Linked DNA regions of Homo sapiens: region 1 is linked to region 2. Evidence: read pairs that join two places in POLR2A ChIA-PET (ENCODE). Cell type or tissue: CD4-positive, alpha-beta T cell. All regions are shown on one strand. Links, peaks and the distances in the headings refer to the core of each region. The heading gives the core; the rest is flanking DNA.

Region 1 (2,910 bases), core at 162-2,661, 1.5 Mb after region 2:
TAGCCTGTAGAGATTTACAAGGGGTGACTGCAAAGTGATGACACTGACTCCATGAGCCACATGTGGAAGTCAGTCGCCTTTTCTGTATAGTCACAGTTTTCATGAGGGGGCAGAACACAACATCAACTGGGAGAGGCAAAGAATGAAAAGATGCATGCGACCCAGCAGAACGCCAGGCAAGAAATCAGAAACAGGTGCTCAGACGGTCTCTGGGACAGGGCTGTCAACATGAGGGCTCTTTGCAGGCTTTTTTCATAGACAGACTTGCAGGCCTCAGAGGAAAAGAGAGGCATCCAAGATGTGTGCCTTTCAGTGTGAAGGGATAAAAAAAAAAGAAGCAATCTGTGGTTACTCATGTAGACAGCAAAAAGTCCAACATCTTGGCATTTCAGATTTTCAGGGAAAGATATGCCAAGTTAAAGAAAAATAAAGCCAGTTTTTAGAATTTGTGGAAATGACTTCATGAAGCTGGTTAAATTAAGCAATTCCCCCCCACCTGAATTTCTGGCTCCTTGGGAGAGCTGGAAGAACGTTCTAAGCACAGCTGAATTTATTTTACCAATTTTCAGGCTTACGTTATAAAAAATGGTACAGGCGAAACCTCATCATCATTATGGCAAAGTGAAGTGCTCATTTCACAATTGGTTGTTTAAAGTTAATACTAAATCAACTGAGCAGCCACTATAAAGATGAGGCATTGGCTTAATTCCTTGTTGTTACAGAGATAGCAGCTGAGTTAATATATACATGGAGATGCTGGCAGACGGTTCCTTTTGGTAATAATATTCAGTTTTATGAATGGCTCATTTATTTTTTATGCATTCCTCTTTAGCCCTGCCCTCATTTCTCCCCTCCGTACTAAGTCTGGGTCCCAGGACTCTGAAGGTGGAAGAGGAACGATGGCGCTGCATGCTAATGGGGAGGAGGCTGCCACCCAGGACAGCTCCAAAGCAGTGAAAAATGAGGAGAAAAAAAGATGAGGAAAACAACTCAGTGGCAGAAATTGGGTGCCAGTCAGCTGGTTATTTACTGAGTCTACGCCCAGTGTGTCTTCGTAGGTGTGTTTGTTTCAAATCCAGGCAGTGACGCATGGTTACAGTGAAGATCTGCCTGCTCACCTCCTGCAGGGGAACTTAATATGCACAAGGCGTTTTATCTCTTTCATCTAATCAACTGAAGAACGAGAGGAGCATACTCTCATTTGAGGTACAACCCTCAAAGAAAAATGCATCAGACCTTTGTCTTCAAAGTCACTGGGGCAGGATGGAGAGAGGCTGTCAATTGCTCCAGCTTTTCTTGCAGCTGCCCCTATGTTTACAGCAGAGCCCTGAAGGGTCTGATCGACACTGTTAAGCAGTTTCTGTGTTTTGTCTGCCCACCAGGCTATTCGCTTTCCCAGAGTGTCAGTGTTTACCAGCACTTCAGCAGGAGGGCACTGGGTCTGCCCCTGGTTATCCCCCAGAACATTCCTTCCTCTCTGCTTGGCTCTCCCTCCGCATAGTCGTCCTGTGGAACACAGATGCCAATGGGAACACCGGAAAAGGGATGGTTAAGGAGCTCTTTGGGCTCACAGGCCACAGCTGCAGGAGAGCTGAGACTCCTCAAACAGATGAGAGGCAGTCGAGCAAAGTGGTTAAGAACTTCAGCTGCGGAGGCAAACTGCCTTGCCTGGAATCCTGGGTCTCTGCTGACTAGATGTGTGACCCTCAGCAAGTTGCTTAACCTCTTTGTGCCCCGGTTTCTGGGAGATGAATATAATAATAGTATTTCTCTCATAGGCTTGTTGTGAGGTTTAAATGAGTTAATGCAGGTAAATTACTTAGAACGTTACCTGGTGTTATGGTCTGAATGTTTGTGTTTCCCCAAAATTCATATGTTGAAATCTAATCACCAAGATGATGGTATTTGAAGCTGGGATCTTTGGGAGGTGATTAGGTCATAAGGACAGGGCCATCATGAATGGGATTAGTGCCCTTTGAAAGAAGACCCCAGGCTGGGCACAGTGACTCACGCCTGTAATCCCAGTACTTTGAGAGGCTGAGGCCAGAGGATTGCTTGAGTCCAGGAGTTTGCCTAGCCTAGGTAACATAGTGAGACCCAGTCTCTACAAAAAATAAAAAAGTTAGGCCAGGCGAGGTGGTTCATGCCTGTAATCCCTGCGCTTTGGGAGGCTGAGGTGGGTGGATCACTTGAGGTCAGGAGTCCTAGACCAGCCTGGCCAACATGGTGAAATCCCATCTCTATTAAAAATGCAAAAATTAGCCAGACATGGTGGTGCATGCCTGTAATCCCAGCTACACAGGAGGCTGAGGCAGGAGAATTGCTTGAACCCTGGAGGTGGAGATTGCAGTAAGCTGAGATGGTGCCACTGTACTCCAGCCTGGGCAACAGAGTGACACTCTGTCTCAAAAAAAAAAAAAAAGTTAGCTGGGTGTGGTGGCATATGCCTGTAGTTCCAGCTACTCCAGAGGCTGAGGTGGGAAGAATGCTTGAAGCTGGGAGGTTCAGGTTGCAGTGAGCCATAATTGCACCTCTACACTACCCTGGGCAACACAGCAAGACCCTATCTCTAAAAATAAAAATAAAAAGACTCCAGAGGGCTAGCTAGCCCCTTCCACCATATAAGGACACAGCAAGAAGGTATCATCTGTGGCCAAGGAAACAGGCCCTCACCAAATACGAAATCTGCAGGCACTTTGATCTTGGACTTCCCAGCCACCAGAACTGTGAGAAATAAATTTCTGTCATTTACAAGCCACCTGGTCTATGGTATTTTGTTATAGCAGCCCAGGCTGACTAAGACAAATGGCACAAAGTTTTACCTACTGTTATTATCTCAGCTTCCCCTATCAGGCAGTTCCTGATTTAAACACCAAGAAATGCCCACTTGTACTTATCACCCTAAACTTC
Region 2 (2,831 bases), core at 1-2,500:
GGATTTATGCAGGTTAAATGAGGTAGGTGTTATGTGTAGGTTTATTCCAAGGCTTCTCTACTTTTAAAGGAAATGGCTTATATCTGAGAACTAGGACTTTTAGAAAAAAATTTACTGTTACTGGTTTGCAGGATTCCAGACAGCATTGGAAAAGACATAGAAAAGGCTTGCCAATCTATTTATCCTCTCCATGATGTCTTCGTTAGAAAAGTAAAAATGCTGAAGAAGCCCAAGTTTGAATGTAAGTGAGAAATCACATGATTCCTGTAGGGCCAAATACATTGTTTTTGGGTGGAGGAGGAGTGTGGGGCCATATCATGGCCTTCTTTTTCTTCCTGTCATGCTTGCATAGTAGTGATGACCATTATTTCAAGATATACTAACAGTTTTTTGGTTTTTTTTTTTTTTTTTTTTTTTGCCTTTTAGTGGGAAAGCTCATGGAGCTTCATGGTGAAGGCAGTAGTTCTGGAAAAGCCACTGGGGACGAGACAGGTGCTAAAGTTGAACGAGCTGATGGATATGAACCACCAGTCCAAGAATCTGTTTAAAGTTCAGACTTCAAATAGTGGCAAATAAAAAGTGCTATTTGTGATGGTTTGCTTCTGAACATTCTTTTTTTAAAAATAATCTGACAGCTTGGTGGATTAGACAGTAAATTTGACAGCTGGTAAACTTTTCTGACCCAGACAAATTGGATATAAACATACTACTATGCACCTTTACTGTGAAGCTGAAATGGGGCGGAGAAGCTGTTACCAAGTGGGCATTTAGTGCTATCCACCTATAGTCACTCATTCATTCAGTTTCTACCTCTTCTCAAGCCTTTTCAGTTTTCTCATTTCTTGCTTAGCTGATAACCTTGCTTCCTTTAATCACTAAAAAAGTTTAAAGCAGAGAAAAGAACCCCACAAATTTCTGTTACCTATATTCTGCCACCTATGCATGTGTTAATCATACTACCTTCTGTCATACCACTGGATGGATTGTGCTAAGACATAAGACAGCCTTTTTTTTTTTTGCCCAATCAGCCTCATGGCTTCAGCAATTCACACCTTTATCAATTCCTCGCTGTCCCTTGTATACTAGTATACAAATACTAGTATACCCTCCCAGAGCACCTTACTAAGTCCCTTTATAGCAAAGCTCAAAGGAATTTTTTATATATTGGTATCATTTAATTTTTTTTAATTTTTAAAACTTTTTTACATATAAAATATATTTTAAAGGTCAAGTGCGTAGCTCATGCCAGTAATCCCAGCACTTTGGGAGGCTGAGGTGGGTGGATTGCTTGAGGTCAGAAGTTCAAGACCAGCCTGGCCAACATGGTGAGACACCGTCTCACCTAAAAAAAATAAAATTAGCCAGGTGTGGTGGCGGGGTGCCTGTAATCCCAGCTTCTCGGGAGGCTGAGGCATGAAAATCACTTGAACCTGGGAGGTGGAGGTTGCAGTGAGCTGCACTCCAGTCTGGGCTACAAAATGAGACTGTTGAAAAAAAAATTACATTTGAGAGACATGATCTTACTCTGTCACCCAGGATGGAGTAGAATGGTGTGATCATAGCTCGCTGTAACCCTAAAGTCCTGGGCTCAAGCAGCCCTCCCTCTCAGGCCTCCTGAGTAGTTGGGACACAGGCCTGTGCCACACCACACCCAGCTTTTTTTATTTTAAAGACAGTCTCACTGTCACCCAGGCTGGAGTGTGTTAGTGCGATCTTGGGTCACTGCAACCTCCATCTCCCAGGTTCAAGCGATGCTTGTGTCTCAGCCTCCCCAGTAGCTAGGATTATAGGCACCCACCACCATGCTGGGCTAATTTTTGCATTTTTTAGTGGAGATGGGGGTTTCGCCATGTTGGCAAGGCTTGTCTTGAATTCCTGGCCTCAAGTGATCCTCCCGCCTTGGCCTCCCAAATTGCTGAGATTACAGGTGTGAGCCACTGCACCAGGCCTAATCTGCTAGTTTTTAAGTTCTTTGTAGGGTCTTGGCTGTTATGTCCAGACTGGTCTCAAATTCCTGGCCTCAAGGGATCTTCCTGCCTCAGCCTCCAAAGTGCTGGGAGTATAGGTGTGAGCCATGGTGCCCAGCCACATTTTTTAGTTTTTATTTTATTTTTCTTCAATTTGCTGCAGTTAGGCTTTCCTCCCAACACCACTCCAAGACATTTCATTGTCAAGATTAGCAGTGATTTTGTTGCTAAATTCAGTGGTCCATTCTTTTACTAGAGGTCTTTTACTTGACCTCTGTTAGTGACTTGCTTATCACTTTGTCCTGTTAGTGACTCTTGACAGTTGATTTCTTCCTGATTTTAACTGTCTTCCAGATCCTCGACTCAAGCTTTTCCTCCTACATCATTGGCTACTCCTTTACTAGTTCATTTTTTAGACTTTTAATCAGTTTTAGAAGGCCCTAGGGCTGGTCGGGTGCAGTGGCTCACGCCTGTAATCCCAGCACTTTGGGAGGCTGAGGCGGGCGGATCACGAGGTCAGGAGTTACAGACCAGGCTGGCCAACACAGTGAAACCCTGTCTCTACTAAAAAATACAAAAAGTTAGCCGGGTGTGGTGGTGTGCACCTGTAATCCCAGCTACTTGGGAGACTGAGGCAGGAGAATTGCGTGAACCTGGGAGGCAGAGGTTGTAGTGAGCTGAGATTGGGCCATTGCACTCCAGCTGAGGAGACAGTGTGAGACTCCGTCTCAAAAAAAAAAAAAAAGAAGGCCCTAGGGCTTGGTCGTTAGACATTTCTATACTCTCCCTAGGTTCTTGGTTTTAAATTAATGGAGATTTTTATATTTCTAGCCTATACCTTTCTTTGGGACATCCAGGTTTGTC

What was found. Peaks named below come from ENCODE experiments on the same cell type or tissue, not always from the same donor. Only the 100,000 strongest peaks of a DNase experiment are listed, where the experiment ranks them.
Region 1: POLR2A ChIA-PET joins it to region 2 with 6 read pairs; 3 of 35 experiments call an interaction of 5 or more read pairs at or near these places.

What each region holds. Positions count from the first base shown.
Region 1 is chr4:152,605,908-152,608,817 of GRCh38, forward strand. No RefSeq gene overlaps it. Among named protein-coding and RNA genes, the nearest start is that of MIR4453, 71 kb to the left of the region's middle. RefSeq lists an enhancer at 1,023-1,523. In CD4-positive, alpha-beta T cell, for the core only: no CTCF peak of the experiment used is centred there; a DNase peak (open chromatin) is centred at 1,114.
Region 2 is chr4:151,104,046-151,106,876 of GRCh38, forward strand. It overlaps RPS3A (ribosomal protein S3A), which reads left to right. Exons shown (of 6, transcript NM_001006.5): 5 at 132-241; 6 at 427-597. The coding sequence ends at 548. Among named protein-coding and RNA genes, the nearest start is that of SNORD73A, 1.6 kb to the left of the region's middle. In CD4-positive, alpha-beta T cell, for the core only: no CTCF peak of the experiment used is centred there; no DNase peak of the experiment used is centred there.